Linked DNA regions of Mus musculus: regions 2, 3, 4, 5 and 6 are each linked to region 1. Evidence: chromatin loops called from intact Hi-C (ENCODE). Cell type or tissue: left cerebral cortex. All regions are shown on one strand. Each heading gives the region's core, and the rest is flanking DNA. Links, peaks and the distances in the headings are about the cores only. Region 1 overlaps Ext1 (exostosin glycosyltransferase 1). Region 2 overlaps Gm41323 (a long non-coding RNA gene). Region 3 overlaps Samd12 (sterile alpha motif domain containing 12). Region 4 has its middle 7.2 kb from the start of Gm23267. Region 5 has its middle 37 kb from the start of Med30. Region 6 overlaps Samd12 (sterile alpha motif domain containing 12).

Evidence for each region. Peaks named below come from ENCODE experiments on the same cell type or tissue, not always from the same donor. Only the 100,000 strongest peaks of a DNase experiment are listed, where the experiment ranks them.
Region 2: a loop joins it to region 1, with 4 times the contacts of the local background. A loop is called at or near these places in 13 of 42 quality-filtered maps.
Region 3: it touches region 1 in a loop (2.9-fold over the local background); 2 of 42 quality-filtered maps call a loop at or near these places.
Region 4: it touches region 1 in a loop (6-fold over the local background); 17 of 42 quality-filtered maps call a loop at or near these places.
Region 5: it touches region 1 in a loop (3-fold over the local background); 3 of 42 quality-filtered maps call a loop at or near these places.
Region 6: it touches region 1 in a loop (2.9-fold over the local background); 2 of 42 quality-filtered maps call a loop at or near these places.

The regions. Positions count from the first base shown.
Region 1 is chr15:53,340,479-53,345,796 of GRCm38, forward strand. It overlaps Ext1 (exostosin glycosyltransferase 1), which reads right to left. Exons shown (of 11, transcript NM_010162.2): 1 at 3,924-5,318. The coding sequence starts at 4,885. Among named protein-coding and RNA genes, the nearest start is that of Ext1, 3.0 kb to the right of the region's middle. In left cerebral cortex, for the core only: a CTCF peak has its summit at 2,891; DNase peaks (open chromatin) are centred at 1,526, 1,877, 2,465, 2,902 and 1 more place; H3K4me3 peaks cover 4,721 bases; H3K27ac peaks cover 2,107 bases.
Region 2 is chr15:52,803,790-52,809,107 of GRCm38, forward strand. All of the region lies in intron 3 of Gm41323 (a long non-coding RNA gene), which reads right to left. Among named protein-coding and RNA genes, the nearest start is that of Gm34794, 20 kb to the left of the region's middle. In left cerebral cortex, for the core only: CTCF peaks have their summits at 2,217 and 5,026; DNase peaks (open chromatin) are centred at 1,925, 2,572, 3,747 and 5,026; H3K27ac peaks cover 692 bases.
Region 3 is chr15:53,887,612-53,892,929 of GRCm38, forward strand. The region is part of intron 1 of Samd12 (sterile alpha motif domain containing 12); the gene reads right to left. Among named protein-coding and RNA genes, the nearest start is that of Samd12, 12 kb to the right of the region's middle. In left cerebral cortex, for the core only: no CTCF peak of the experiment used is centred there; DNase peaks (open chromatin) are centred at 430, 969 and 2,805; H3K27ac peaks cover 861 bases.
Region 4 is chr15:52,504,209-52,509,526 of GRCm38, forward strand. No RefSeq gene overlaps it. Among named protein-coding and RNA genes, the nearest start is that of Gm23267, 7.2 kb to the left of the region's middle. In left cerebral cortex, for the core only: CTCF peaks have their summits at 1,403 (motif pointing right) and 2,912; DNase peaks (open chromatin) are centred at 1,390, 2,605, 2,887 and 3,287.
Region 5 is chr15:52,673,082-52,678,399 of GRCm38, forward strand. No RefSeq gene overlaps it. Among named protein-coding and RNA genes, the nearest start is that of Med30, 37 kb to the right of the region's middle. In left cerebral cortex, for the core only: a CTCF peak has its summit at 3,290; a DNase peak (open chromatin) is centred at 3,249.
Region 6 is chr15:53,783,018-53,788,335 of GRCm38, forward strand. The region is part of intron 2 of Samd12 (sterile alpha motif domain containing 12); the gene reads right to left. Among named protein-coding and RNA genes, the nearest start is that of Samd12, 120 kb to the right of the region's middle. In left cerebral cortex, for the core only: a CTCF peak has its summit at 2,570 (motif pointing left); a DNase peak (open chromatin) is centred at 2,554.

The DNA.
Region 1 (5,318 bases), core at 1-5,000:
TAAATAGAAAGAATGAGTTACACTAAGCAGTTTTGGGAACACACCCACTTATTATTTTTATCAACAATAAAAGGGAACCGTGAACCTCACGCAAGACTCTAAGCATGTCCCTTCAAAGGGCTACATCAGCTCTAAACTAGTTGACATTTTTTTTCAATGCCTGCCAGCCACCTTTGAAAAGTTGTCATCAAGTTGTAGAAACACCAGCAGCACCAAATGGGATGTCCTAGAGGCTGAGCGCTTCCAGAGTGTTCGCAATGAGAAATGAAAGGAACGCTGACTAATCAAAGATTCCAAAGGCCTGCTTTCTGGAACTACTACTAAAACACATCAGAGTTCCAACTGTTCCTCCCGAAAAGCGAGTGCTAGAAGCTAAATGATCAACCATCCTTAAACAGTACATGTCTGGGGCTGATGAGGTGACACTGGGGAAGAGGGCCCATCCTACGTAAGGATGCGCATTTGATACCCAGACCCCACTTGGTGAAAGAGGAGAACTGACTCCAGGTTGGCCTCTGACCTTCACGCATGCGCACACACGCACTAAAGAAATGTTTTGTTTTGTTTTAAAAACCCCAGTACAGTACAGCTTTAGCAAACAGAAAAGGGTCTGACAATCTTGATAGTCTTTTGACTGCTCTCAGAAAAGCTGCTTTGAAAGAATCACCCTGCTTTCCTTGGAAGGGCCAAAGGTTCAGGACACCTCTCACTACCTTCTCTTCCTTCTGTTTGAGATAGCCAAACTTGAAGTTCCCTAATAATGACCTCCAAAGGTATCGAACCTGTGATGTTCATGCAAAGTAGTCGTCATGTCAGGATGCCTGAGAGGCCAAAAGCACTAAAATGGAGTGAATTTCTCGAAGGTCTCACTCCAGATCACCAAATCCCAGCAGTGACTCAGTTCGGCTGGTGCCAACTACACCGGTTATAATGAGTAACTGAAAGCCAGATGTGGTGGCTCAAACCTTTAATCCCAGTACTCCGGAGGCCGAGATAGGTGGATCCCTGAGTTGAAGGCCAGCCTGTTCTACAGAGCTCCTTCCAGGACAGTGAGAAATGAAATAAAGTGAAAAAATTAAAATGAAAAAGATATGTAACTAGTAAAAATTATGTGCACTATGAAAAAAAATGATATTTAATGTAATTGAGAAGCTGGATCAAAGTTTGCAGGAACTTTTTCTCTAGAGCAAAAGTAATTCCCATTCATGCCACCCAGCTGTTCTGCACCGGTGACATTCATGTGCTTTTCACAAAATCACCAGTGGGACACTTCCCTTGAGACCTACAACATTACACACCATCACGATATCTTGGAGTTGAAGTATCTGCTTATGTTCTTCTAGTAGCCTAACTTGACCAAGGGGCTATAAATTTCCAATCTAATTATCAGATCCGGTGTCCCCAGCAAACCCATACCAGGTTGCTTGCCGAGGCAAATTAAGTTGAAACCTTTTCATAGGTACTTGCTAATGCAGAAGAGAAGTAGATGAAAATTGATCTCGTCTTTACAAGCCATTACCAAATGAATGCCTAGAACACCTCGGAAACTGCTTAAACCCTGGGTAAAAATCAACTCAGAGATGACTCCAGGAAGGACCACTTCCACAGATCTGACTTCAGCATCTCATCTCCAAGGGTCTGGTGTGGTTAGCCTCAGTGTGGCTGAGGAATTCTGCATTGCCCTTTACTTCCGAGTGCAGCATCGGTGTAGCCTGGTGTATAGTCACGGCTTCCAGATTCCTGCATTCTTATTTCCACCCTGTGTATTCCAAAGTCAAAAGCAAACAAACACCCAGCAATATTTGTGAGTAAACAATTCTGACAATCCAAGATGGGTAAGGAGTTAAATCTCTAGGAGTTCCAGTCTGCACTACTAACACATCCTAGTAAACAAAATCAGAGCTAGCGGGATTGTAAAAGGAAACAGAAAGCCCTGAAAAACCCTGCTCAGGAGAATAGTAAACTTGTTTTCTTTCTGGATGCCACAGTCCCAAACAGAGACGATCCTGAGGCCCCGTCCCAGGTGGTCTTTAAACTTAAATCAAGAAGAGGTGGAGGGTGTCAGATTTCTTGGCCCAAGGACCGAAAGGTGAAAAATTAATTACATTCAATTAGCAAAACAAAGTTGCTCCGAAGCCAATCAACCACACCTTTCTCCATCTCCGCTCTCTAGAAAACAAAAGTTTTCCATAGAAAATGTAAAGAATTGGCATCTGGGGTGGGGGTGGGGGGGTCGAACACACAAGGAACATCCGCTCTTTCCGAATGAAGAACGTCATGATCTTTCTATAAAGCTTGGAGAGATTGCTTTAGAAGCCATCAAAAGATCAGCCTCTTCACGCCAGCCAAAGAAATTCCTAGAAGGCACAAGCACCCCCAGAATCTATCAAAGTATATTGTCCTTTCAACAAAGCAGTTTCTTTCTGACCACAGTTAAAGAGTATTTTTACTCTGTCACAACAACACTCAACATTCACGCAGAACTTCCGTGTGTAAGAGGAAAGGAACGATGGATTCACAATTGATCCTGGCCTCAGGCTTTTCCCAGGATTGAAACGGAAAACGTCCAAGGGGCTCAGAAGCAGAAGCCCCAGGCTTGATATTTCCTCTCCCTTCTATGATCAAGTCGGGGAGGACTTTACTATCCCATCCAATCACTCCCACCAAGACCAGAGAGTCTGAGGGAATCCATGGACAATAAATAATCACACCTTTCATTTCAGGGCCCGGTTACCCCCACCCCCACCCCTTCCTGATCCAACCCCATCTGGAAGCCTTTTCCCCTATTCTGCATTTCATGAATCAATTGCACAATCTGCCAACCTCTGCCAGTTCCTCTTGTACTCAGCTGAGAGGTTTCTCCTTCCTTCCCTGGGTAGCTAGCACAAGGCTGCTCTGGTTTTTAACTGGCGTAAAGTGGAAATGCACCATAGGCGCTCACTCTTTCCCAGCCGGACACAAGTGAGTCTGGGGCACTGACCTCAGCTATCAGGAAGCTGACCGATGGACCCACAGGCCAGCCTCGGTTTCAAGCAGATTTGTGGATTCTAACTTTGACCTGAAATCCTGTGTGTCAGCGACTGTGAAAGACGAGGAAAAGGAAGACTGAAAGGGGCTACAAAGTAACCAACTCAGTTACTTAGCAACTAAACAAAACTCTCCCCTCCACAGAGGCTAAGGAGGCATCTCAAGCCCATTCAAAGAGTAACAGTCCACATTTATATGCAAATAGATAAAGACAAAGAAGAAAGGGAAATCTAAATTAGTAAGGGTAGTTCACTGCAGTGGGCCTGAGGCCCAGATTTTAAAGTTTCCCCAAGAAAGAGAGGGCTTATAGGAATGAATGAATGAATGAATGACCCTAACCAGCTTACACTCTACCCTTCATAAACATCAGTGCTGTAGAGGAAGTAAGAGGCAGTCACAAGTTGGGAAGGTAAAAATGAAAATATTCTAGGAATCAAGAATCTAAAGCTTAGGGGGGAAGGTGCAAATTTAAGCCTAGCCAACTGCACAGAGAACAGGTACCCATGTTCTTGAGAGAAACAGACAAAGCCCAGGGGTCAGAGTCTGTGGACTTGCGTAGAACATGTGTCTCTCTGAGTCGTCACAAATACCCTTTAGTACCCTTTCCAAAACTTGGATCCGAGCCCCCATAATGCGCCAAAGACACATGGGTCCTGAATGGTTTTCAAAGTATCAGGAAGATTCCCTTCTTCACCAACTTGACTGGAGAGAGTACTCTTGTCGAGTTTGCCTGAGAAGCCCAAGCTCACCCCACACACTTGAACCCAGCCGCTGGATCCCAAGGAAGCAACAGAACTGAGGGCTTCTGTCTCCACCCCGCATCCCCCACCCTCCCACCTGGACTCAGGTATCCAGGGCCCAGGGCCGAGCCTCGAAGGGAGGCAGCCCTTACTCACTTCTCATACTCGGTGTTGTCTCTGTCACAGCGAGAATCCTTGTGCTTTTGCCAGTCTTTGCCATGCTTGCAGGTGGTGAGGAGCAAGACGTCCTCCCCGTTATGGACGTGATATAAGGCATTCCTGGTGTCTGACCCTATCCCTGTCAGGTACCGCTTCCCCTTGAATACCAGCATGTACTTCCTGAGAGGAGGGATGGTGTTAAATTTCAAAAACCCCCTCTCCCCTCCTGTCCTGGGATGATCCTTAGAAAAGAGGGGAATAGAAACATCAAAGTTTGGTCGGAAGTTTTCAGTACTGATGCTGGCTTTGGCCAGCATCGCCTGGCCGATGTCAAACCCCACGTCCTCAGTGTAGTCAGGCCAAGTGCCAGAATATAAATTAAAAATTAAATGATTCCTACCATTGTTCCACAAGTGGAGACTCTGCACTTTGGATCTCAAATTGTGCACATACTGAGGTGATAACTGGTCTCTGTCTAAAGTATCCAGACTCAAGACAAAGAGGCACGCCTGGCTGGGGTCCGAGGTGTAGAACCTGGAGCCCTCGATGGCCGCTAGAATGTTTTGGTAACTTTCGGCGATTTTCTCCCCTTTCTGCTGCGGGTACACGTAGACTTTGAAGCCGTTTTTCTTGCAAAGGGTGAAATCGAAGCAGGACTCCATGCGGCACTTCTTGCCTTTGTAGATGCTCGAGTTGGCGTCTCGCTTCTGCCGGGGGGAAATGTGCACGCTGGAATCCTCGTTTTCCAATTGATCCCAAGGAAAGAAAGGGCGCAGAGCGTCCGGGAAGCGGGGCCAGAAATGATCCGGACTGGGCTGGTGCAAGCCATTCCGACCACTGTGCTCTTCTCTCCGGCTGTGGCTCCTCGATGCCCTAAACTGCACGCCTCCAAAATAAAACAAAAGGGCGAGACAAGAGCCAGCTGAGAGCAGGATGAAATAGCGTTTTTTGGCCTGCATGTGTCCTGCCTGGGTCAAGAGGATTGTAAATAAACACAAGAATCACCCAAGTTTCCCAATCAACACTTTCAGCTCCAGTCCGCCATCTTCCCGCCTGTAAAGACTTCAAACTCTCCGCTCCCACCTTCTCTGGATGCCTTTCCCCAAGCCGTGGACTGATCCAGCGCATGTGGGCGATTTCTTTAACTTTCTCCCCTTCGGTCTTTCATCTTTGGGCTGCACAATGCACGGGAGAGAGCCGGGCAGAAGATCTCGCACCCAGGGCGGGCGAACAGCGGACTGTAATTTTCTTGCATGCAACAAGACGGAGGAAAAGAAAGAGAGCAGGGAAGAAAAAGCTCCCGATACCCAATCAATGGCAAGACGAAGTGACTGCCTCTCCGCTCGGATTCCTCTCGGCGGCGTGGAGAACGAGCCCGGGGAAAGCAACTTC
Region 2 (5,318 bases), core at 149-5,148, 540 kb before region 1:
ACCTAGAGCTTACTAATGTAGTCAGTCTCCCTATTCAACTTTCCTGTCTCTGCCTTCCTAGGCTGGAATTATAGGCAGGACTCCATGCATATTTAGCATTTAAGTGACTTCTGGGGAAATCCAAATTCTGGCAAGTTCTTATCCTCAGATCCATCTCCCCTGATCCCAGTAATCCAATGACAGCACGCACCTCCATAACGTTCCACAGAGAGGAAATTCTAGGGGAAAGACACTTCTTTGCCAGCATTAACAATTTTGCCTTTATCTGTTATTTCTACCCCAGTAGAAAATGATGTAAACTCCTTTCCTAAACAAAGCTGGAGAGCAGAGACTGAAGGAGAGGCCATCAAGAGACCGCCCCACCTAGGGACCCATCCCATCTGCTAAAACCAATCCCAGACACTATTGCTGATGCCAAGAAGAGCTTGCGACAGGGGCTGGTATAGCTGTCCCCCTGAGAGGCTTTGCAAGACCAATACAGATGCCAATCATTGAATTGAGCTGGGGACCCCAGTGGGGAAGCTAGGGCAAGGACTGTAGGCGCTGAAGGGATTTACAACTTCATAGGAAGAAACACAATATCAACCAACCAGACACCCCCCCCCCAAAGCTCCCAGGGACTAAACTACCAACCAAAAAGAACACAAGGGGTAGCCATGGCTCCAGCTGCATATGAATCAGAGGACTGCCTTACCTGGCATCACTGGAAGGGGATCCCCCTTGATCCTGTGGAGGTTGGATGACCCAGAATAGGGGAAGGCTAGGTCGCTGAGGCAGGAGTGGATAGGCAGGTGGGGGACCGCATTCTTAGAGGCAGGGGGAGGGAGGAGGAGATGGGGGCTTGTGCAGGGGAAACTGGGATGGTGGATAACACTTGAAATGTAAGCAAATAAAATAACTAATTAAAAAATGAAAAAAACAAAGTGTAAAATAAGCGAATGATGGATCAAAGTGGATGAGCCAGAAACCAAACTCTTCCTGTTGTAAGAAAAGAGCCATTCTATAAATCATCTAGGGCTGGACTTACAAAAGGACTAACTCTTCTCATAAAGCCTTGATTTTGAGTAGTTTCTCATAAACTACTTATCAGAAAGTTAAAACATGAAACTTCTATGTACAAGAAAATATGATTAATTTACTGTATAAGCATTCCTAGTCCTTTACCCATTCTAGAACCTGTGTCCATTACACACATATTTTGTTTTTATTTTTAGATGGCTTCACTGTATAACCCAATCATGCTTTGAACTCACTATCTTCTTCCTCTACTTCCTGGTGCTGAAATTACACTATACCCCATCATGATTGGCTTCTGTGTGATTTTGAAGATTTTTCTATATCCTGGAGTCTAGGGTGCCTTCGTGATTTGCTTTGCCCAGGAAAATGTGAGAAAGGGGATAAGCCTACCAGTTTCACACTCTAGCTTCCATGAAACTGCGTGTTTCTCTTCCCCATTGCTCTCTTAGAACCTCCTTGCCCACGAGAACAATCCTGGCTTGTTGGACAGTAAGAACTCAACATAAAGCAAATCCAAGATATTTTGGCCATGGACACCATCAGAGCCAATCTGTAGACAACCCACCAACTGACCACAAATACATTTTGAGCCCAAATGAAGTACTCACACCTGACCCAGATTATCAACATCTCCTCACTTATAGAAACCCATGGAAACATAAGCAAAAATGAAACTCTCGTTAATACATGGAGATCTGTGGCTGCTTTTCTGCAGTACTAATGTGACAATAGATAACCAACACAGCAAGGCTCTTGATCCCTTTCCTATCAGTATTTCATTTTCTTTTGCCTAGATACAGTGACTCTGGAGCTTATCTGAGTTGGGCTGGATTTCTGCCTGGTGAGAGCAAGCAACACCCTTCTGGTAGAAAGACAGTGATGTGTTTTGCTCCTGTGTACAAGACAGCCCACAAATCTCTTGCAGGCTGCTCTGTGGCAGAACTGGAGGCTTGATGCTGGCATCATCTTTCAACCTGAAAGAAGCTAAATCGAGCAGTAGCTCCCAGGCACAACCATTTCCAATCCAGTCCCCTAGCACAAGAACGAGCTGAGGAAAAGAACTTTAGACCCTGAGTTTCTAGTTTGATGGTCTAGTACCATAATATTTCCACATGCAGATATTTGTTACAAATATTTATAGGAAAAGGAGAGTCATCTCTCAGTGAAGCCTGAATTGTGATATTCTCTACCGTCAGTAGATGTCATGTAACTCCATAGTTTCTCTGACCCTGATAGATTTTTTTCTTTAAAAAAAAATTGCTTCAAACAGAACATTGATCTCCCTGGATTTCTTTTCAAAGGCTGAAATTTTCTCCAATAGAATAGGAAAGAATGCATCATGAGGTTCTATTAACAAGCATTTCACCAACTAATTCTCACTCATACTTTATGGCTAAATCTAGCAAATCAACCAGCCTTGGGTATCCTAGTTTGTGATTGGAAATGCAGCATCATCAATAACTTTGACAACTGCTTGTGTCCATTACCCGTCCTCACAATAATGCAATAAAAGGCTTTCATTTCTAGGCAAGCTATAAATACGACTCCATATTGCCATTGGTGTGCATCAGCTGACTCAAGGCTGCCTTTAACCAATCAATATAAAGACTGAGTTCTCTCTCTCCCAAAGAAACAGAGGCCAGGGAGCCAGAATTTGCAAATCAGTAAACCTGAAAAGGCTTATTTGTATAAAGAAAATAAATGTGTGATAAGTCTGCCTACTTGAAGCCTCACATTGTTCTATGTAGACTACAATTCACGCACACACACACACACACACACACACACACACACACACACACCACAGTCGTCAACTTTATAATGAACAATATGCTGTGGTGGATCCACTCAGAGGCTTTTATAAGTGGATACCCTGCCACTTACAGTATATATATTTTGTAATCTTTCAAAAACAGCACTTGAAACGAGACAAACACAGAAATAAGGGTAAGAGAGGTAACTATTGCCAGCTTGGGAGGAAGATGAAGTGTGACTGAAACTTCGAGTGGATTCAGGGTTGAGGGAGTTCAAGGCTATTCTATGCTCTGTAGCGATAAGCAATATCCTGCTGAATCAAAGCACAATGATAATAATAAATAAGTTAAAATTTAAAATTTAACCTTAGTAGAGTCATATTCAATATAGAGTCTGATTATATTACACATCTATGGAGAAAACAGTATATACATCCTATGTCCTACCCCATATGGAGAATGTACTCGCATAACCATTTAGTTATTAAGTCTTCTTTGCTACTCTGTGTGCACATCATCTAAGTGATGACTGTTAATGCATCATTGAAGCTCCACTACAGCAGTATAGCAATTATCTTTATCATTAGGCTTTAAGTCCCTTAAGGTCAAGGACCACATTTTCTGTTTCATTGCTATCGACTTAGTGCCTGCAGAGATGCCTTTTATGCTGTGAACATACAACACCTATTTCTTGAACAAATGCATAAGTAAATGAACTAATTAATGCACCAACAAGTTCAGAAAATTCAGAAATATGATCATAATAATAACTCTGCTCAAATAAGGAGCTTAAAGCTCTCATATGTACAGAAGTTTCCTTAGCCATTCCTCTTGCAGAAACTTCTCTCTTTATAATAGGACTGCTGGCACCTTCCCCAGATCCTTTTACAAGGCTGGTCACCCATCCTCCACCTTTTATGAGTGTCAAACTCCAAAGGCACATGGCTGCATCATTTTCTTTTTCTGGAAAACTGCCCTCAGCTGACAAGAGATGCCTTGCCTGTCTATGTCTGGAAGGTTACATGGCCCTTTCCTAAGAATAGCCAAGCTTCAATGTCAGGTTGAATCAAGAATACAAAAATCTGTTCCTCTGCCTTAAGATGGAGTGATTCTGTAGTGTTCTTTGGTTACTGGCTCTCCACTTGAGAACAGGAGTAGGCTGGATTTTAGCTAGGCTTTCTGGAGTTTCATTCCCTGTATACAACATATCCGTATTCTGCATGGCTTTCCATGAGAGCCCAAGCTTAATAAAAACAGTACACAAGAACCATGTTTTCAAATCAGGCTGTCAATGAAAGCTTCCCTCCCATAGATGAGTCACTAAGAGTTTCATGCACATAGACCTATGTCCACATCTTTTATCTAGGATGAACTGGCAGAAGGTACAAGTAGAAGTGCATGCCCTTGCCTCTGTGTAATATGTCTGACTTCTGAGAGGAACTGAAAAGTGTTAATTACAAAGCCTGGAGAAAGAAGTGTCAGAAATAAGCTGCTATTTGTTAAGGAGAAAATATATAGGTTTGGATAAAGTCAACAGTCTTTATGGTGTGAATATCCAAAAGTTTCTTTGAAGGAATTCAGAAAGACCCCTATTTTCAGCATTTGGAGAAAAAAAAACTGTGCTGAAATCTGAGACCAGGACCTAATTTTCTAAAGTAGAAAACTTGTCCGGGGATTTTAATTCTCAGTTTTGACAAGGCTGCCAGCCAAAAGTCGGGTACTGAGAGCAGCAAAATTTGACCTTGATACTGAGACCATCCCGGGAAAGGATCCTCAAGGTGCTGTCAACAAAGGTAAGCTATGAAGCCAGAAGAGGGATAATTTACTGATATGGAACACCTCCCATGACACAGAAGTTAATATCCTGAGATGAGTCAAGGTACTACTCCAGCTGCACTCCTGGGATGCCTCCAGTAGATTGAAAAAAGTAATAGCTGCATTAAGTACAATAGAGATGTCAGAATTTTAGTTGCAGAGTATAGAGGGAAAGATTAAAATCTCCAAGAAATGTGAATGCAAGAATGATTTTACCTATCTGGTCAGGAGCCCGGGATATGACACCATTACTTCGGAGGGCCCAGGGAGCCATTTGTTTTTCCAAGGTGTGAGTGATGGAGGGAGAGCCAGTATGAGAAACCCACAGTGCACATCCTCAGTGGACCAGCACTGACAGCAGGTAATGTCGTTATAGAACTGGACTCCCTGGTAGAATTAAGAATTAATTAAGAAACAAAGCAGTGCATGCCAGGGGGCAGCATCTGACCATCTAAAGGAATGTGGGCATACATATCTTTGCTGGCATCAGGGTTGAAATGGCTGCTAAATCTATTCCCTGAAGACTCCTATAGCAGCCCGCATTGCCCACTATCTTAGCACTGCCTGGCTTGTCTGATAGCAATATCCCTTCTCTGCTGAATCTTAGACTCTATGCAACCTTGTATTTTTTCATATAAACAAAATTATGAAAGAACATTTTGAGAAAAATAATCTTTCTCACACTCAACATTATGATAGAGTTGGTTTGACTACATAGTTGGAACAAGGTAT
Region 3 (5,318 bases), core at 191-5,190, 550 kb after region 1:
AGAAAGTTGAACCTGCTATCATATTGAGCCATCAACTAGACTTCTTTCCACTGTCACATGAGCTCTGGTTGCTCTGTCCTTAATTTAAAGCAAATTCCATTTGAAATAATAATACAAATTCTATAAACAACTAATATTAATACACCACTTAAAACCTTATCCAAAGTGGGCTCTATGCCACCTCTTCCACAGAAGTCACAATAAAACGAACCAGGCCACCTAGCTCTAATCTCAGCTCTGACACTAGCTGTTGTGACCTTGAACCTGGGACCTCGCGCCATTATTTACAGAATGGAAGCCCGAGTTCTGCTCAGCAGCCAGCTCATCATCCGTAGCTCAAACAGGAAACAGTCCTTTGGAAAGCTCTGTGCAGTACGAAGCCAGGCTGTGTGATTTTAATGACAGTCTTGGGGTGAGCCCCAGCAAACACATGGGTGCCAAAGCTACCAGCTATTGAGTTTCAATTTAGAAACTGGCCAGACTCCCTACTGTCACGGGGAGGCTGGAGTAGCGAAGAGCTGCTTAGCTTAGCTGTGTTAGAGAAATCTCCCCCTAACCTACAAACATGGACATGGCCTCGAAACTCTGGAAACCCAAATCTTAATCCGGCTGAGGGCAGGAAGGTGCCCTGGAAAGAGAAGAAACTAGAGACTGGCTTTCTATCCAGGCAAAACTGTAATCGGATTTTTTCTCAATCTCGCTTTTACCTTAACCTTTTGCCACTATCTCTATACTTCCCTGTTTTCCCCAGGCAGTGGGATCAGAGTGCCTCCTTGAAGTGTGTCCCGATGGCTGACAGAGCCACTACTAAGCCACAGCACGAGGCTGACCCTCCACACAAAATGGACCAAGATGAGAAGTCCCCTCTCCCCCTACACCTGAGAGTAATAAGCCTTCGTGTCCCATCTATGTTCTACATAGTTACTGCAGAAAAGAGAAACAAGAAACTGCCAAAAATCCCCAGCCAGAGAATTAAAAGAATTGCCTGCTCTTCCAGAAGTACGAGGTTTGATTCTCAGCACCCACGTGGAAGCTTACAATCATTCAAAACTAGTTCCAGAGGATTTGGTGCCCTATTCTGATGTCTTCCTGCACCGTGCATGCATATGATACACAGACATATTTATAGGCAAAACATCCATAGGCATATAGAAAATAAAATATAAAAAATTGTGTAGGTGATTATATCTTAATCTGGCATTCACCAAAGTATTTTCTCTTTTTTGTAAAAGATTCTATCTATCTATCTATCTGTCTGTCTGTCTGTCTGTCTGTCTGTCTGTCTATCTATCTATCTATCTATCTAGTATGCTTATAGTGTTCTGCCTGCTATCTGTCTGTCTGTCTGTCTATTTATTTATTTATTTATTTATTTAGTATGCTTATAGTGTTCTGCCTGCTATCTATCTGTCTGTCTATTCATTCATTCATTCATTCATTCATTCATTCATTCATTCATGTTTATAGTGTTCTGCCTGCATGCCAGAAGAGGGCACCAGATGTCATTGGAGATGGTTATGAGCCATCATGTGGTTGCTGGGAATTGAATTCAGAATCTCTGGAAAAGCAGCCAGAATTCTTAACCCCCAAGCCATCTCTCCAGCCCCATTTTAAAAGTATTAAATAGAAAATGAACAATCATTTTCTTAGTTCCAACACCAGCCACAGTACTTAGCTGTTTATAGCTGTGTGACAACTGGCAAACAATCTAATGTTTTATATTCTTTTCATTTTATACATGAAGGTAATAGTGATCCTTAATATGAAGATGAGTGAGTTTATATATGACATTTAGATCAATGCATATCATACCACTCAGATTTACTGTTTAGTAGCTGTGAATTCATTTTCCAATTACAATATTCTTTATCTAACCCCATCCATCCTTCCAAAATTAACAGTGGCTTTCCTTTTTAATTCTCTCTCCCTCTCTCTCTGTGTCTCTCTCTCTCTGTGTGTGTCTCTCTGTCTCTGTCTCTGTCTCTTTCTCTCTATCTCTCATCTTCAAATATTACCACTTCATTAAGTCATAGGGTCGTAGTAAACACTTTCAAGTATTTCCTACGAAAACCAAACCCTTCATTTCATCTTGTTTCAAGTCCAGGCACAGTCTCCTGTCTTCTTTGTCTATGTGTGTGATCCCTGTGACGTTGATCTTGTTCACTATAACTAATCCCTCTTTCTACATGCATACAATCTTCTTCCCATTGCCATCCAAATGCACTAAGAAGAGTTCTCCTTGCATGAGACTATTCCCCAGTCAGCCAAGTGCTGGCCATGCAAACATAAGGCCCTTGATTTGATCCCTCGAATACATTAATTTAAGAAAAACAGCCGGGCATCGTGGTAAGCGGTGTGGCTGGACACCCTGGAGAGGCAGAGTCAGCGTAACCCCCGAGGGTTTGCTGCCTAGTCCGTCTAGCTTAATGGGCAAGCTCTAGGCCAATTAGAGAACTCATCTCAAAATACAAGGTAGATGACTCCTGAATAAGATTTAAAGTTTGTCTTTGCACATACATGAACACATATGGGAACAGACATCTGCACTGAATAGAGTAGTTTCTTCCTTTGATGCCTATCAATATTCTGAACTATCATGATGCAGACTTGCTTCTCTATTTGATTTCAAATCTTTTTTGTGCATTGGCAAAGCCAGTGAGTGGGCAGGCCCTATAACACACTTACTGGTTGACTCTATACATCATGAGTGATTGACATTGGACATGGTAGAGGACTCCCATGGCTACTTCTTCTTGCCTCTTGAAAATTCTCCTTGACCCTCTGAAATGCTGCAGTCACATGGTTCTCACACCAGCATCTACTGCTTTGGCCCACATACTGCCTTAAATGTGTACCGAGAAAAATGTGAAAAAGGCAATGTGTGAACATATGGGTAAAAGCATTTGACAGGGAAGAGATATGAGCAGACAGAAGAAACTTAAGATCTGTTGTGATCCTAGGAAGAGGAATACATTTCTTAGCAGTAGGATGTAGTCCTGGAAAGAAGACACAGCCATTTTAGAGGGCCCTGAAGTCGAAGAACTTGGACTCCATTGTGTTGTCAGTGGAGAGCCCCTGACCAGTTAGGATTAATTATATATCTGCTCTTCCTTACAATTAAATAATCCCAAATCCAGGATCTTTTACCCCCTAGAAAACATTTCTAACACCTGTCCTTCCTGTCCTTTCCCCCACCCCATGACTATTATCTTATTATTACCTTATGTATTATTCTGTAGCTCTGATAAAATACCAAGACCAAGTCAATTTATTGAAAAAGACAGTTAGTTATTTGGGCTTACAGTTCTAGAGGAATAAGGGTCCATCAAAGTGGGGAAGTGGAAGACATAGCAGCCATAACAGGAAACTGAGAGCTCTCACCCTTTACCATAAGCATGAAGCAGGGGGAGCCAACTGGAAGTGGTGTGTTTATTTAACCTCAAAACAAGTTCATCATTCTAAATGCCAGTGCAAGCCAAGGTCTCCTGATATGATCAGTGAGAGACGAATCGTAAGCAGACATGGGCTGGAGGGGGTCTCAGCAAGACTGAGGTGGAGACAAATTTATGCCAAGCAATCAGACTTTTTATACACTTATCAGAAACAGGGTATAATGATAGCTTCCAGGATAAAATGACGTTTGCAAGCTATACAAGGTACACAAGATCAATGCCTAAGACTAACTGCCCTGTCAAATTTCTATATGATTCATTGACCTCAAAGGGACACAGAGGAAAGAAGGGGGACCTGAACACTTCACTGCCTGAGGGAGTACTGTGGTTTCCCAGAAACTGAAAGGCTCACATTGACCTGGGAGCCACAGACTCTAACTTGAAAAAAATCTATGATTCATGCCTCTCAAGGAAGCTATTGCAGACCAACTTCATGATTTTCCAAACCCAATGACATACTTCCTCCAGCAAGACTGCAACCCCTAAACCTCTCCAAAGAGCAACACCAACTGGAGACCAAATGTTCCAATGCTGAGACTATGAGGGGTGTTTCTCGTTTAAACCACCACATCTTCTATGTTTTCATTTTTGACTTTTGCCTGTCTACATTAGGACTAACCTTTCAATTGTAGTTACATAACAAAACATACAGTGACCTTTAGTCACTTGCTCTGATACAAAGAAAGTGTGCAGTTTGCTCTCACGGCCTCCTTTTTATATTTAAAACATGAATCTTGTTGTTTGTTTGTTTGTTTGTTTGAGACAAGGTCCCACTATGTAGTTCTGGTTGTCCTGGAATTCACTATGTAAACCAGCTGGCCTCAAATTCACAGAGATCCACATGCCTCTGTCTCCCAAGTTCTGGGATTAAAGGCATGGACCACTACACATGGCTAGAGCATGAATCCTTGATTGAACTGATTAATAACCAGGAGGGAAAGTCTCAATGACCCTAGAACTGTCTATACCACTGGGTGCCATTAATGAGGTACAACATATAGAAGGCACGTAAGTATCCATTATCAAAGAAAAATACCAATTATCAGTAATTACAGGCTGGATGAATTTGGATACCAGGATGGGCAAACCATGGCAATAAAAGCCAAGACGCAGTGTTCTATATGAACAGATACAAATGCATAGTGATCGATCTAGGCTCACAAAAATTAGAGACTTACTCCAACAACTTAGAAGAAATGTCTGTAAGAAAGAGCACAATTAATATCTTATTTTTATACTGTCCATCATAAATCACTAAGGTTTCTAAAAGACAACTAGTAAACAAAATTCAAATTACCAAATTGGAACATGCCAAAATAAAAACAACACAATGTTAGGAAAATGCAATGACCTTTAAATCTGGCAAATATTCCCACAAAGCCCACACTGGCTGAGAAGTTGTGTAGATTTATAAAAGTGTTTTATTATGAATCCAATTTCCCTCAGTGCTCAGATGGGGTGTGTATGGGGATCACATATAAGCGTCCAGGAAAGACTATTTGTGAAAGTGCAGCCCAGTTGCAGCAAGAGAACCAAGCAGTTTGGAGTCATCAATACCATGAGATGACCACGAAGAATAGCCGCAGTGGTGAAAGAGAGCCAGCAGGAGCCTGGAAGTTAGGCAGTGTGTGCTGCAGAGGGTGGAGCCAGGCAAGTGACCCAAGCCCTTGGGAAGAGCTCAGAAGATCTCGAATGTATCACAGACATTGGATATTGCGTTGTTTACACGGTTGGTGAAACTTTTAAAGTTGTATGTTTTATATTGTGAAGTTAGTATTAACATGCTGTCTTGGGGATAAATGAGGAAGGAAAGGTTCTGAGTGAAAAGCAATGTGTTTACATGTCAAGTTGACAAAGGTTCAGTTG
Region 4 (5,318 bases), core at 85-5,084, 840 kb before region 1:
AGTTCATGTATTGTAGTGACTCCAGTATTGCTTTCTGCTGAGGGTGGGTTTGGTTCCTCGTGCTATTTTGTATCTCTGTGTCAATTTTAGGATTCCATCTGTTATTTAGTCCTGTGAAGAATGTTATCAGGGATCCATCCCATAATCAGCCTCCAAACGATGACACCATTGCATATACTAGCAAGCGTTTGTTGCAAGGACCATGATATAGCTGTCTCTTGTGAGACTAGGCCGGGGCCTAGCAAACACAGAAGTGGATGCTCACAGTCAACTATTGGATGGATCACAGGGCCCCCAATGGAGGAGCTAGAGAAAGTATCCAAGGAGCTAAAGAGATCTGCAACCCTGCAGGTGCAACATTATGAACTAACCAGTACCCCAGAGCTCTTGACTCTAGCTGCATATGTATCAAAAGATGGCCTAGTCAGCCATCACTGGAAAGAGAGGCCCATTGGACAGGCAAACTTTATATGCTCCAGTACAGGGGAACACCAGGGCCAAAAAATGGGAATGGGTAGGTAGGGGAGGGGGGGGGGACTTTTGGGATAGCATTGGAAATGTAATTGAGGAAAATACGTAATAATAATAAAAAAAGAATGTTATCAGGAATTTGATGGGGATTGCATCAGATCTGCAGACGAATTTCCCATCCCATATTTAGAATGCAAAATGATTTCCACAACTTGGACTAACAGTAAATGCCATTTGTGTTCTGTGAAGATTCTCATGGGAGATAAAGAGTGTCTGAGCTTCCTGCAGGACCCTGGTCTGTTAGGAACCGACACGCCACTGAGCATCCAATAACTGAAGAGGATTTATTTTCTCCTAGTAATAAAGAACTGGCAAATATTTCATTCACATCATCCCCTCTAATCATCACAGAGACCTTCCGTGATTGGAATATTGCTCTAGTTTTACAGACCAAAATTCACATTATTTTATAATTTATTCAGATGCATGCAGCTGGTAAGTAGCTGAACTGGGATTCTAATGAGTTTCATCTGACCCTGAGTCATCTCCTGTGTCTCAGCTTTCCAAATGACAGGGTGCATTTGTATTCTCCATATTACGGTTTAAAATGGCAGTAAATACTGATTTATCTCTCTTTATTTGGAGTTATTAAGAAAAATATTATTTACTGATCAAAGACAAGTCACCTAGCTTCAAATTTATTCACTTAGAGTGCAAAGAACAAATCGAAAAGATAGGCTGAGCTCAGTGTGTCAACGTAAGGGTTCCAAGTGCTCCCGATAGGAGGCTCTGTATAAGAGAGTCTACGGTTAGGAGAGAGAGACCCAAACTTAACGGGTTCTTCTTATGCATTTGGTACCACTGAACCTTTCAAATACCGGCTGTTTTGTTTGCTCTTAATATTTAGACTTAATTTCTAGTCTGACCACAAGATGGCATCACTCTCCAACAGTTAACCTACACTGGGTAGGGTCTGAGGTGCAGATGCTCCGCAGGCAAACAAAACAAACAAAAAACCAAAATACAGTTAAAAACCAAACCAAAACAGTAAAGGCAGAGCCCTTCATGCCTCTTTTACATCATCATAGTTTTAAACGGTATTTTAAAGTTTATTATAAAAAGTTCAAAAAAAAAGCATAAATTAACCAGATCTAAAGAGTATAAAACTTAATAAACTTCTTTCTATACATTATAGTAACCAATCAAAACACAATCTATGGAGGGAATCCCCTGTGAATTTTATGATTTCACTGTTTTTTAAAATAAAATTTAAACACTTTTTAAACTTTTATCACCAAAGATAAAAATCTGTAACAAAGTTAAACTATTCATTGCCTGCATTCAGTCCTTCCTCACCTATACTATTTAGCCTTCTCGTTCTCCCCTGTGCATATAATGTACCCACAACCACATTTGTTTTCACGAATCATTCATCATTGGCTAGATTGTCCATACGAGGAAGAATATGCCGGGTTTTTCTATATTATTTTGCCAAAAAAGTCTACACTAAATGAGCAGACTATTTTAAAATGAATTTCAGAAATAAAGAAAATGAGCAATCCTGTTGTAATTCTAATTTCAGTTAAATATTAAATATGAAGTGATCACTTCCCAGAGAAAAATCGCACAGCAAGCCATTTTCATGGAAAAAACTTTCTTTTTATTTCAAGATATCTAGGAAAGAACAATGACGGCTTTCCTCTCAAAAATTTTTTCTCATGTTTGGGGTGAGCTCACGCTTTTTAGAGGTGGGAATGGGTGGGGGGGGGGGACGTCTAGAGATAGTCCAATGGCCTGAATTTCTATTATGGGTTTCCAGCTGGCCTCAATCATCGAATCAGAACACAGATATGCAAAAGGCACATTTTATGTAGACAAACTAACATGATGAGTCCACACACTTCCAACAATCTAGCGCATTGCACCGTGCTTCCCTTCCCACAGCCAAACCCGAGAGAAAGGTCTCTTGCCTTCCCTCCATCTCCTCTTCAGCAGCAAAACTTCCACAGCCAGCTCTGCTGTGTCTCCCGGTCACGTAACTTCTCTCTACAGACACATTTGATTAAAGGTATCAGATCAGCATCGACACCTTCGCTGGGTAAGGTCAGAGAAGCCAGCTTCTCCCACACAAGAGAAAATCTATACCTTCGTTACAAACCATGCTACCCTAGGCGACAAAGAAAAAGTATTCTGAGGGTGGGGCAGGCCGGCAAGTTTGATAGTTTGTTCTAGACAGCACACATTTCCCATTTTTCAAAGCTTGATGAACCATAGTGATAATACTAGATAAAAAAATATAAGTTCAGGATTTTTTTCTTTCCTTTCTTTTTTCTTCTCCTTCCTTTTATTCTCTCACACCCCAAACTTCTCTTCCTCACTTGAAAGCTATCTGCATTTGCTGGGAGCCTGGCTTCAGGTTCCATGACGAAGCACGAGCTCCCCCTACCGACGTTCTTGAAGAAAGACAGGATCTGTCACTCTCCACCACAGATTTTTTTTTTTTTTTTTTCTTCTCTCCTAAATTTGGTCCAACTAGTAGAAAATTATTTAAATACGTGCACACTTGAAAATTCTTGTGTTTTGAGGGAGGATTCGATTTTCACTTCTGGAGAAATATTTTAGCCAGCGTATTAATGCAAATGCTTTCATTCCCATGAAAGCTATAACAGCACTCCATTCAGAGACAGTACGGTTTAGAAGTCTTTTACCAGGCTGTGTGTTCCAGCATGAAATTGATGTAAAACTCAGTAGTTTAAAAGAAAGTGCTCTGCCATTTCAGAAAAACAAACAAACAAACAAACCCCCAAGAATTCAGAATCCTGCTGGCAGTGGAGAATTGCCAGCAGGAACAGCAAAGAACAGGCCAGGAACCAAAATATAACACAGGAGTGATGTGTGTCACGGAAAGAGGTTGAGACTAGTCAAGCAATTATAGGTAAGGTGTCAAGTATGCATGGTTTCACTTTTATTTTCTGGACACCTTTGGCATTGGTGTTTAAATTCTGGGATGCAGTTAACATGGATTTCCAAGCTGCTTGTCATGTATTCCATGTTCTTAAATTTGGGGTTAATAAAACCCATCCAGAATAACTTTACAATCCAGATGGTGCCATACTGATGTGATACAGAAGGGCAGTGGTTTAGAGAAAGCCCAAGGATGCCTCACAGACTGTGGCTCATGAAAGATGAGTGAGAGATGTCTGGAAAGAGCTGGTGAACAAGACAGTGAGAAATGAGGGTGTGGAAGGTCAGGCCCTTAAAGTCTAAGATGTGGACAAGATGCCCAGTTGTCTGTAATGGAAACCAGTTTATTATTAAACAGATACTTCATCTGCTGGCATTTTGAGGACACTGATATAGAATCAGGCAGCACTGATAAAGGACTGGGGACCACTTAGAGGAGTCTACAGATGAGCATAAGGAACCACTGCCCTTAGCAATGAGATTCCTCTGCAGATCGATCTGAAGTTTCTTGGGCCATACCTGCACAGAGGTGTATCTTCAGAAGGATCAAGTACAAGTCCCTGGGTGAACAACACTATCCTGCCAAGGAACTCCATTTTATACCTGTGTCCAGAATGCTGATGGGGCTGCTGTATCGTGTCAGGAAACGATTATTTTGTGCATCTCATCTTGACCCCACATTTATTATTATGTTGGTGAGTAATTAAGTCACAAGAAGTGAGTTTGCACCATGGAAATTGGAAGAAGCTACAAGTAGAAGATCTTACATCACCCAGAAAGCTGATTGCTCAACACAGATCATCAGCATATTCTCATACATACCACATGCATGTACATATGTGCGCATGCATGTGTATATAGTCACCAGAGAATCTTAAGCAAAAAGAGGTGAAGTTATTTTTGTCAACTATCCTCTCCCGTATTACACTCCACAGAACCCCTTGAGCATATCCCATTATCATAGTCAGAAAGGAGATTTTCAGAGCAGGGTGAAACCTGTTATTTAAAAAAAAAAAAATAACCATTCATCTGGCACATCAGAGTCAAGAAGAGTACGTTTCAACCCTGCTATGCTTAATAAGGAGAAAAAAAAATCCCTTCTGGGTCATTACTGGAAATGTCAGCTGCTGCAGTCTGTCATCTTTCGGTTGATGGAGCATACACATTCCATTCAAGTCACTGGGCTTGACTCTCAGCTCACATCCCTTACTGTGTGGTCCATTCAGCCTGAGTGTCCTTTGCCTTATCTGTGAAAGAGAGACAACATATCCCATCCCACCAGGGCAACAATAGAATGACAGAAAGGTCATGGGTTATTAAGCCATCATCAGCTTAATAATAATAAAAAAGAAAAAAAAAGGACTACAAATAGATATTGGTCCAGTTGTCCATGTCAGTCGCTCTCTGTCTTTCACCTTTGATGAGTTAGAGAAACCCCGCTGGGACCAGGTGATGAAAGGATCAGAATCGTCCTCCTGTGGTTTAGAAGCTTACAAGCTTGTCCGTGCTATAGGTTGGTACTTGAGGAGGGTGGGGGCCGAGCCTCGCTGCAGAATCAAGTAAGATCTACAAGGCACGATGAAGTCTGGGTCTCACCGCCTCTAAAAATAAACCCCCAAAGCCAGACTTTCCAAAGGATCTCTCTAAAAGCAAATCAAAAGGACCTAGAACAGGCTTGCTCATCCCCACATGCCCTTGAATGGAAAACCTCGGTGTGCTAAGTGATAGGAAAGCGGTAGCCAGCACCGAACCAATGGCGGACACAGAATAAGATTGTACGCCTCACAGGCCTCCCTCAAGAAATAGAGAGGGAGGTGGAAAAAAAAAAGGCAGAGAGGTGAACAGGAGCATGAAAGACCTTTTTCATTCCCAATTAAGTGTGG
Region 5 (5,318 bases), core at 205-5,204, 670 kb before region 1:
AGCAGCTTTCAAGTTCCCTTTTCTTCACATCTGCCACTGGGACAGATTAACACACACACACACACACACACACACACACACACACACACACACAGAGTTTTCCATATGGTAATAAGGGCCAATTTCATCCTACCAAGGAAGATGATGATGGCTCCATTTCTTGTATGACTCCATACTAGATTTCTGTGTAGCAATTAGCAGATGGCCTGTGATTAAAGACGAGAGCTGAGGAAATGTGCTGTGATAGGGGTGGTGATTATGTTCCCATTCATATGGCCATTCCCTCATAAAGCTCAAGGATGGATATCAATTCCAGATGTGAAGTCAAAATCCAGGGCTCATTTCTCATGGCACATTTCAGATCGAGAGTTTTTCTTTTCCTCCACTGAACTTGCCATTTAAGGAGAGATTAACATTCCCAAATTAACTAGCTTCCAATAAAGAAAGCCCCTTTCTATAAACAATGGTACCTTTCTCCATCATTAATTTAATGGGAATGGTGCAATTATGGAAAGCAAAGAAATTGCAATCACGAATGCTTCTCTGTTGCTCACTTTTCCTATGATTAAAAATAAAAATAAAAATCCTTCTAGCAAATGTTCTTTACAAAAATATAGGTGGCATGATAGGACTATCTCACAGCTTCAAATAAACTGTGCTATTCTAGGAAAACAATTCCCAAAGTTCCTAAAAGTTTAGCTGAGTTACAATATAAACAAGCAGTTTAAATGAGAGTATCTTCCTCTGCCCAATCCAACCTTTCATTAAAAAGCACACACTTTATTTCAACATTCTGAGCAGGCCCTAGACAACTCTGTGCATGTAAGTCCCAGAGCAGACATAAAAACCAGATGGGAAAGAGATTTACAAGAACCAATCTCAAAAGAATATTTGCAAGCAGAATGTCAACTCAGCATTGATTTCAGCAATGTATTTTGATTTACAATACAGATGTCTTTCCAGAATTTTCATTTCTCCTTATGTATGAACAAAGTGCAAGGAGGAGATAGTCCCAGATGCTCACTTCAAATGTTCCAGCCCTAAACAACAACAAACAAAAGAACCTCCCCAAATTATTATTTACTTTCATCCTCTGGGAAGTTTAGGAGTTTTTATAGAGTTTATAGGCAAATTGTTAAATTGAAAGGTGGTTTGTGTGCTTATGAATATTTCCTGAGGCTATGATGTTATAGCTTGTCAAGGATCTGAACAAAGTGGAGAGAAAAATCAAGGTAGTTTCCTTTCTTACCCTCCCATTATACAACAGTATATTTAGAGTTTATGGTGGTGACATGAGGGCACTGGGATTGATATAAACGATGTAAAATGCACCACCAACGAGTTCATCGTCTTCTTGAAAAAGAGGTAAGAAAAATGAAATATGAAGTAGAATATACAAAGGATTGTTTGAACACGGAGAAAGCAGCACATAAATCTACAAGACAAAACAAAGAGCCCTAGGAGGTAGTGAACCAGAGTGAATCCCAACCTTCAAGGATTGCTTATTTCCCATCTGCATTGGGCACAAGAAACAAAATAAGTTCTCAAACATAATCATCATTTATTGAACAAATTAGAATAATTTCCAGTTCATAAGGAATAAGAATTTGATAATAATTTGATTGGATTTATTGTGGTTAAAGGCAAAATATTGTATGGAATCAAATATGATCATCAGGCTGATCACTGTGGATATTTGTGAATTTGCAAAGCACTGTAATTATAATCTAATAGTATTGGAAGACTGTATGCATTAATTAGCATATATATCAACTTTGGTGGTTCACCTTAAAAAATATCCAAACTTCTCTGACTCTCTCAACCTATTATAATTTTGAGGGGTTTACTCATTAAAATAAGAAATCTACAGTAAGTCTCCAAAGATGAAATTTTTCCTTCCTTCCTTCCTTCCTTCCTTCCTTCCTTCCTTCCTTCCTTCCTTCCTTCCTTCCTTTCTTCCTTCCTTCCTTCCTCTTCCTTCCTTCCTTCCTTCCTTCCTTTCTCCCTCCCTCCCTCCCTCCCACCCTCCCTCCCTCTCTCTTTCTCCCTTTCTTTCTTTCCTGTCTTTCCTTCCTTCCCTCCCTCCCTCCTTCCCTCCCCCTCCTTCCTTCCTTCCTTCCTTCCTTCTCTCCTTTCTTTCTTTCTTTCTTTCTTTCTTTCTTTCTTTCTTTCTTTCTTTCTTTTTTCTTTCTCTCTCTCTCTCTCTCTCTCTCTCTCTCTCTCTCTATCTCTTTCTATAAATGTGAAAGAATGAATTTGGAAGAAAAAAGTGTGGGTTTTAAATCCTTTTTGTGTTTTCCATTTTATCAAGAGACAATGGCTTCTGTCTCTAATGGCTCTACTGGCACTTTTGTGGCCACCTCCGTCAACCAGTATTTCCACAGTCTTTGGTATGAAATATAGCTCCAAAATGATAGCATCAACTGCACATATGATACAGCCAGCCAGTCAGCCTATACGTCTCTCTCAGCTTCACAGCCAATTTTCAACATCACTTTCCATGATCACTTTTATGTCCATTATTTCACCTACTTTCTGAAGTAAGTGCTAGAGGTAGGTAAAGTGTTAATAGGCCCATTTTTAGATTAGTAAACATTTTCAAATGCTTATGTAACTTAACAAAGGTTATGCAGCCAACAATGCATATTCATAACGGTGAACTCTAGACCTCATAAGAATAGCTCAACGTGACCTACACCGTTTGTGTTAATTTTCCAGTCTTATTTTATTCCAATTCATTGAAAATATGCAATCTAAGGATAATAAAAGGGGACGTTCAGGATTAGCCAGGATATTTCATTAACCTAAATGCCCTAAAACAGTATTGAATGCCCTAGTCTTCATAGTTTAGAAATACAGCCCAAATATGTAAGTGACTTTTGGAAAGCAGAGCAGCCCTGAGTTAGATTTTTTTTTTTTTGAGGTATAAATTTCCAACTTTTCCTTGAAAGTAGTAATTCATCAAAATGTGTGTTTGATGAAAAACTGGGCCGCGACCTTGGAGGCATGTGATTCCAGTCGGTTTATGCTCCGAGCTTCCAGGAACTCATTCCACAGCACTGACAGCTTCAGGAATGACAGGGGGAGCTTTGCAGGTCTTTCTGTTTCTTTCCAGTTCAGCCACTGTGGATTGACAAACAAGCTTCCCCTCCCCCTCCCTGAAGGACGTTCCTCAGGGCTCTGCTGGTTTCACTGCCCCAGCACTGGGCAGAGTTCAGGGAGAAATCTGGAAGGAAAGTGGGAACAGAGTGTCAAATTCAGACTCCAGTGGAGGGAGCTCTTACTTAAGAGCTAAACTGGCTTCAGTCTGAGAACACACTGAAATTTTTGACATTGGTTACCTATGCTTAAGAAAAATACAAGTATCACCAACACACAAAGCTGCCTCTGGACATGTTTGCATGCTAGAGAGGATGGTGTGATATTTTTCATCTGCTAAGGTTTATATGGTAAACTGTGTTTCTGTTTACTAACGTGAACTATACAGCCACTTTATCAATTCCATAAATGTTTGCTATTGAGAGGACCAAAGAATTAACTTGGGTATCCTGAGGGTAAAAGCAAATTTGGTTTTACAAAGGTCTGTCTTGTTTTGTTATAATTCCATTTGAAAGTATTATTGCTGTCTACCTGAATTTTTAAGGCAGGCCTAAAAATAATTCCATCACGTTTCCTATTAGAAAATAATTTGGTACCTTGTGAGCAGATAGTTCTAAAAGGTTCTATAAGATTTGCCAAACATAAGTAAATAACAGAGGTCTCCAAGGAACTCAAGGCTCTTTTACAGACAGCATGGAACTTACGATGCACACTAGTAAATGACAGTTGTGAAGGGTTCCTCAAGAAATACAAGGTGGGCGTGGATCTGAATGAGTCTCCTCAAATTTAGTAGGGTTGAAGGGGAGGAGGTCCGGGATTAGCTCTAAAACCACACCGGCAAAAATCACCACAGCCTGGTACCCATCCTCTTCTCCAGACCCTCTCTAGGTAAATGTGGGACACAAGTAGAACGAGGATGTGTAAACAATTAACTCATCTTCCAGATCCCTTAGTCTTTCCAACCCACGTGACCTTATTACAGTGCCCATGCTAGATTCTGTTGCTACCCTATTTTTAAATGAAATTGATGGCAATGGAGATAACCTATAAAAATATGACCATGTTTTTAGGTGAGCACTGAAAATCATCATCCTGCCCCATCTTTGTCTTTGCCTCCTTATTCCATGAGCTAGGTTGTGCAATGGCCCACTGGATCATACGCTGCTCAAGTACCTCCAACCTGGACCTACTACAAACCCTTTTCCTAGTTTGCATCTCACTGCATGGCAACTCTTCATGTCAAAAGAATCAGAACAGTGATTGGTTCCAAGTGAAATGGTTCCGTGGGTACCAGCTCTTGTGCTGTGAGCCTGGCAACTGAGGTTCAGTTCCTAAAAGCTACACAAAGTGAACCAAGTCTTCTGACCTCCACAGCTGCACTGGGGCATGTGATGGGGCACAGATTATCACATAAATGCACACACACACACAGCCACAGAGAGACAGAGTGGGGAGGGGGCGGGGGACGGAGAGAGGATTATAAATTAATTAATTAAAACCGCAGCGGTATTCCTGGAACTAGAAGGTATTGATTTCAGACTGACCAACCATTATGCTTCCTGTGACACAAGATGAATTTTAGATGCAACAGCTTACTTGAAAGGAAATGACCCAATGCACCCTCTACCCTGGTCCCAAAGATCTATAAAGTATGGCAGATTTTTAAGTTTTCAAATGGGCTATCTCTTATCTCCAAGGTCTCTAAATGCTGCCCCCTTCTTGCTCACCCTGTCTACCCATCAACACTCCATCATGTAAATGACTGGCATAGTGTCTTGATGACTTGATAGGTACTGCTTCCTTCACCATTACAGGGGCTGAGAAAATTCTATCCTGAGGCAAAAAACGATAGGTAAAATAGGTGTCTGTTTTCCTGTGGAAGAAATTTTTTTTCTGGCCATCTTTCCTAGCTAAAAGGGAAACAAAAACATATTCACTGTATCAGTGGAACTGTACTGTTTTTTGTTTGTTTTGTTTTTAATTTATTTTTTATTAGACATTTTCTTTATTTACATTTCAAATTTTATCCCCTTTCCTCATTTCCACTCTGAAAACCCTTGATCCCATTCCCCCCTTCTCCTGCTCACCAACACACCCACTCCCCCTTCCCTGTCCCGGCATTCCTCTACACTGGGGCATCGAACCTTCACAGAACCAAGGGCCTCTCCTCCCTTTGAAGACCAACAGGACCAGCCTCTGCTACATATGCAGCTGGAGCC
Region 6 (5,318 bases), core at 222-5,221, 440 kb after region 1:
GAATGTGGGGTAGATAAGACACCCAAGCATGTTTGTATCAAAGTGTCCTCTAGGGCCCTTGTCTGGGGGATGGGCTGGCGCCTATCCCTGCAATAAGGAGAAAGATTACTTTCTAGTTTTAGAAAACTATCCACGAGTAGTAATAATGTGTCCTTGAGAACAACTAGCCAGAAAAATTACTTTCTATCAGAGATTACTATTAATTATTATATGATATAAGATGCCTACATTGAAGACTGGAGAGATAGCTCATTGGTTATATCTAGTACATACCTGTAGCCACTGTTCTGAGGAAAGTTGGAGACAGGAGAGATTGATTGCTCAGGCATTTTGTCTAACAGATTAGTGAAGAACACTTGAGTCCCACATTTGAGGAGAGACTATTTCTCAAAGGAATAAGCAGAGGGAGACCAAGGAAGGTATTTGAAGCTTTGTTCTGGTCTGCGCAAACATGGAAGGCACCCATCTAAACACATAGGTGCACATACACTTATACACAAAGAAGTTAATGAATAAATGCTTTTTTTTTTCAGTGTCTACAGTGACAGCAGAAAATCATAAGATCATCATGGAGAGACTTTGAACTGGGAACTCCAGCTTGACTGTCTCTTCCCTAGGGAGTTTCTGCTGGAAGTTGTTTGTAAGTTGATATGCTACCTTTGTTTGCTTTCTCAACAAGGCAATTCCAATCATCTCTGGATGCTGTAAGCACCTGATTTGATGATGTTCTTCCTCCCTATCTGCCTTTTGCTATTTGTCCTTTATCTGCTACATGCCTAACAGAAGTCACTCATTTGAAACTGAAAAAGAATGAGGAGTTCAGATCAATCTCTGGACCAGAGAAAACAGGAGTAAGTACCAGGCTGATGCATTTCTAACAAGCTTCGAGGCTGTTGGCATGCAGATCACTTTAAACTAGCTCATTAGTTTATTTATTAGGGGACTACTTTAAAACCTCATCTTATAAGAATTTTATTATAGCAGCCAAAAAGAATCTTTCATTATCCTGAATATATAAATAAATATAAGTTCACATTTATAACATCCCTTTATTATAAAGCCAGTCAATTCATGAGACCAGTGAGACTGTTTGATGAATACGTAATTGTGGCTAATGCGAGACAAATGCACATTAGCATTAGTGTTTTCTTTTTGCATATTGTTTTGCTGATGAATGCCCTGACTTGCAGAGATGAAAACAAGCATTTACAACTACCAAGCAGCCTGTCTCCCAATCTCAGGTTAGGTGTCAGGGAAGCAGACATGAGAGGAAGGGCGTTTATTTCTCATGAGTGTTGCAAAAGCCGGAAAAGTTAAAGCACTAGTGGTCTCCTGTGTATTCCAATTTCAAAGATACTGAAGAGGACATTTTCATTCAGATCCAGGGTGAATAAGACAGGCACAATTACATTCAAAGCAAGTACCTACTGAACATCTCAGCCACCTCTGTGATTCTGAAAGATGGCTGTAAAACCATCCTAGTAAACAGATTCTGTAGGCTTTCCCAACATAGATGCATAGTCGATAGATGCAACAACTTTGGAAATGGAAAGAAGAGGTGAGAGTAGCCAGGGTCTGCAAAATTATAAGAAGAGAATAACTTTAGTCTTTTCTCGGCAATAAGACAAACACACAGGTTGGTATTCAGAGTGTCAGAATAAAGATTTTCCTGTATCCCTTCAATCTGCATATTAAAGTTTGAGCCCAAACAATGCATTTTCCAGAATAAGGCACCACGGTGTCAAGCACTATAAATAACCACGCAGTGCAGAAAAGGAGAGAGTCTGTATCCATGTACGAGGCAGAGATATTAAAAGCGTCAAGGTAATGATTTTTTTATGTCCAATGGTTGATTGTGCCTCAATATTAAAGAGGCTGGTGGCTTTTAATGATGAAAAAATTATGCAAACATTAAAAAACAATTTCATATAATTATTTGGAGTTTGCTTTCGTTTTACAAACAACAATTTAAAACAAATCCATTAAGGCTGTCTGTGTGGAGTCAGAGGAAATGTATCATGCATTGCAGTTTGGTTTCATACCAGAAAATAAGCTCTACTCCCAATACTGCATCATAAAGGAAAATTAAGAGCCCTTGGTGATTACTCCTGGGACTGGGAGCGAGCCTTTAATGAGGCAAGTTCTTTGATAGAAAGTGTTAGGGTGGTTTGTTCATTTAACAAACTTTATGAAATGCTGATATGTGCTCACTTCTCAGGAGCCAGCATTACATATATCATTTACTTGTAGTTTTATCCATTTCTTCCCAATGAAATAACATTTCAATGTGCAGCTCAGGGCATAAGGTTCACCAATCCTCCTGACACAGCCTCCAGAGTGCTGAGGTTATAGGTGTGTGCCATGGGGCACAGCAGCCCAGCCATGAACACACCTATAACATACTCTTACTTGACAATAGAAAACTGCCAAGAAAGCTTCATTATCATGAAACAAAGCTCGCAGAGATATAACACCATGTTTGCAAGACGATGCCTTCTCTTAGTTTCTGAGGAACTCAGGAGAAAATGCTTTGAGGCTAGACATTAATCAGAAACCAAGCGCCACCTAGAGGCAGGAGGGAGAACGCCAAGATTACCTCTATCTGCATCTTGACTTGTAAATATGTCCTCTTTTCGGCCCAAGGTAACAAGCAAATAACATAAGCACCTGATCATAACTAAAATAAAAATGAATACTGTTTCAGAGTAGCTGTCTAATATGATTTTTAAGAGTCTGTTTAAAACAGAAAATAACACTGAGTTACAGTTCAAGGATAGTATGATGTTGGAAATGAAGAGAATTTTTTGAGTTGCTTATATCAGATGGTGACTAGACTGCAAACCTTATCAAATGGTCTTAAAGGCAATATCCTGAAAGAGATTCTAAATGAAGCTATCCCCAAATAGCCTATAGCATATATTTTCCTTGGCCGACTTCTATCCCTGCTACAATTTACATCAACCATTCCTCATCTTTAGTATTTTTATTAGTTCTTAAAGAGTTCCATACACTGAGTTCCACTCATATTCACCTCTCCCTCACCTCTTTGCACATCCACTTCCCTTCTCTACCCACCCAACTGTATGCCCTTAGTTTCTCTTTTTATAGCCTTCAAGACCAACTTGTGCTATTTAAATATTCTTTGACACGTGGCCTTCCACCGTAGCATTGTTGATTTTACCAGGGGCTACATTCTGAGAGAAAACTGTCTCCCTATACCAGCAGCTAACAATTGCCAAGAGTTCCATGGTAAAGCGTGGAAATTCACACCCATCTCTTCTCTCCATATTGGGATTTGGCCTGGCTTTGAGCATGCTCTTTCAGTCACTGGGAATGCTCATATGCAGCTTCCCCATGTGCCAAAACGGTATTTCCTGGTAGTCACCCAACACCTTTATCTCTTAGACTTGTTTTGTCCCCTCTTCCACACTGATCTCTGTGCCTCGGGGGAGAGGATATGGTGCATATGTTTCCTTTAAGCCTGCACATTCCTCAATCTCTTCTCCGCACCTAGTCCAGTTGTGAGTTTTTAAGTTAGTCACCATTTACTGCAAATAGAAGCATCTCAGATGGGGGTTGAGTGATGAATTGATCTATGGGTGTACTGAAAAGTCGTTAAGAGTTGGTTTATACTGTATCCATTTAGTAAAGATACAGTAGGCTGTTCCCTCATCACAGATTCTTGACCTGGTAATAGTGGCAGGTATGGAGATATATATATATGTGTGTGTGTGTGTGTGTGTGTGTGTGTGTGTGTGTGTGTGTATTATTAAGTGGGACTTAAAATCCAATCTAAACGTGGTTGGCTACTCCCATGACATTTGTGCCACTAGAATAAGTGGCTTTGTGTTGGCCTGGTTACTTTTTCTAAATTTTCTTTTATTGAAAATAAAGTTGTTCATACAATAGATTTTGATCATGGTTTTCATTGTTTCATCTCCTTCCCAAACATTCCTGCCTCCCCACCCTTCCAAATCCATGACTTATTTCTCTTACTCTTAAGAAAACAAAGAGGGGAATAGAAAAGACAAAAAAAAATTATAAACCAAGGTGAATGAACTATGGGAAAGAAATAAGGAAAACTAAGAAAAAGCACTAGAAACTCATACACAGATACAGAAGACAGACAGACAGAAAGACACACACACACACACACACACACACACACACACACACACACACACCCCACTCCAGAAAACGCTTCTTCATCTCTACTGGCTTGTTTTCACAGTGCTCTATAAGGTCATGTACAATATCCAATATCAAGGAAAAAAAGTATTCTTTTCTGTTTGTGTCAGCACATGGCACAGCTCAAATGAACTATTTGCCTATATCCTAATTCCATAGGTGGGAAGATGACATCAAGCCATATATTTCTCTTTAGCAACAGTCACTGTAGCTACAGCCAAGTGACATACTCTGAGGCCACTTATCCTAGACCAGACATTTACTACAGAGAAGATCAGATGACAGCAGTATTGCAGTGGATAGTCGGAGTGATCAAATCCACCGAATCCTCAAAATGAACCTTCAAGTTCTCTCCACAAACCAAGAGGACACAACAGTTACACTTTTTCAACCTGGAGAGACCAACGGGTAGATGGATCTTTAATTCTGTATTTCTTCAGAAAGGCTCAGAGTAACCTGGAGATTCTGAGTTTAGCATAGGTAGAGTGCATTCAGTGGTGGCCATCAAAATGACCCCCACGCTAATATTCAGAACCTTTGCAGATGTAATGATCTCCAGAGGAATCCAGTGATTTTGGATTAGTGAGATGGATGATAAATCCAGTGATAAGAACACTCCCAGGAAACAGGTGCAAGAATATTGGAGATAGAAGAGAAGATATCAGCATGGAGACAGGGCAGAGAGACGCCTACAGTTGAAACTGGAAAAGGCAAAAGCATGTGATTCCCGAGAGCCTCTCCTAGGGGTATAGTTGTGGTAACACGTTGGTTTTAGATTTCTGATGTCACATGCGGCAAGAGTCAGAACAGGGTAGGGGGACACTAAGATGGAATATAAAGTTGAATTTTGGTGAAAAGCAGCAGAGACTGAACAGGTCTCAGGGTCTCATTGTTCTGACCTTATTTAAACTTCATAAATGCTTTTTTTGTTTGTTTTTTGAGACAGGGTTTCTCTGTGTAGTCCTGGCTGTCCTGGAACTCACTCTGTAGACCATGCTGTCCTTGAACTCAGAAATCCACCTGCCTTTGCCTCTCAAGTGCTGGGATTAAAGGTGTGTGCCATCACACCCAGCTTCATAAATGTTTTATGTATCGCTACCTTCATCTATATAATCATTCTTTTCTTACCA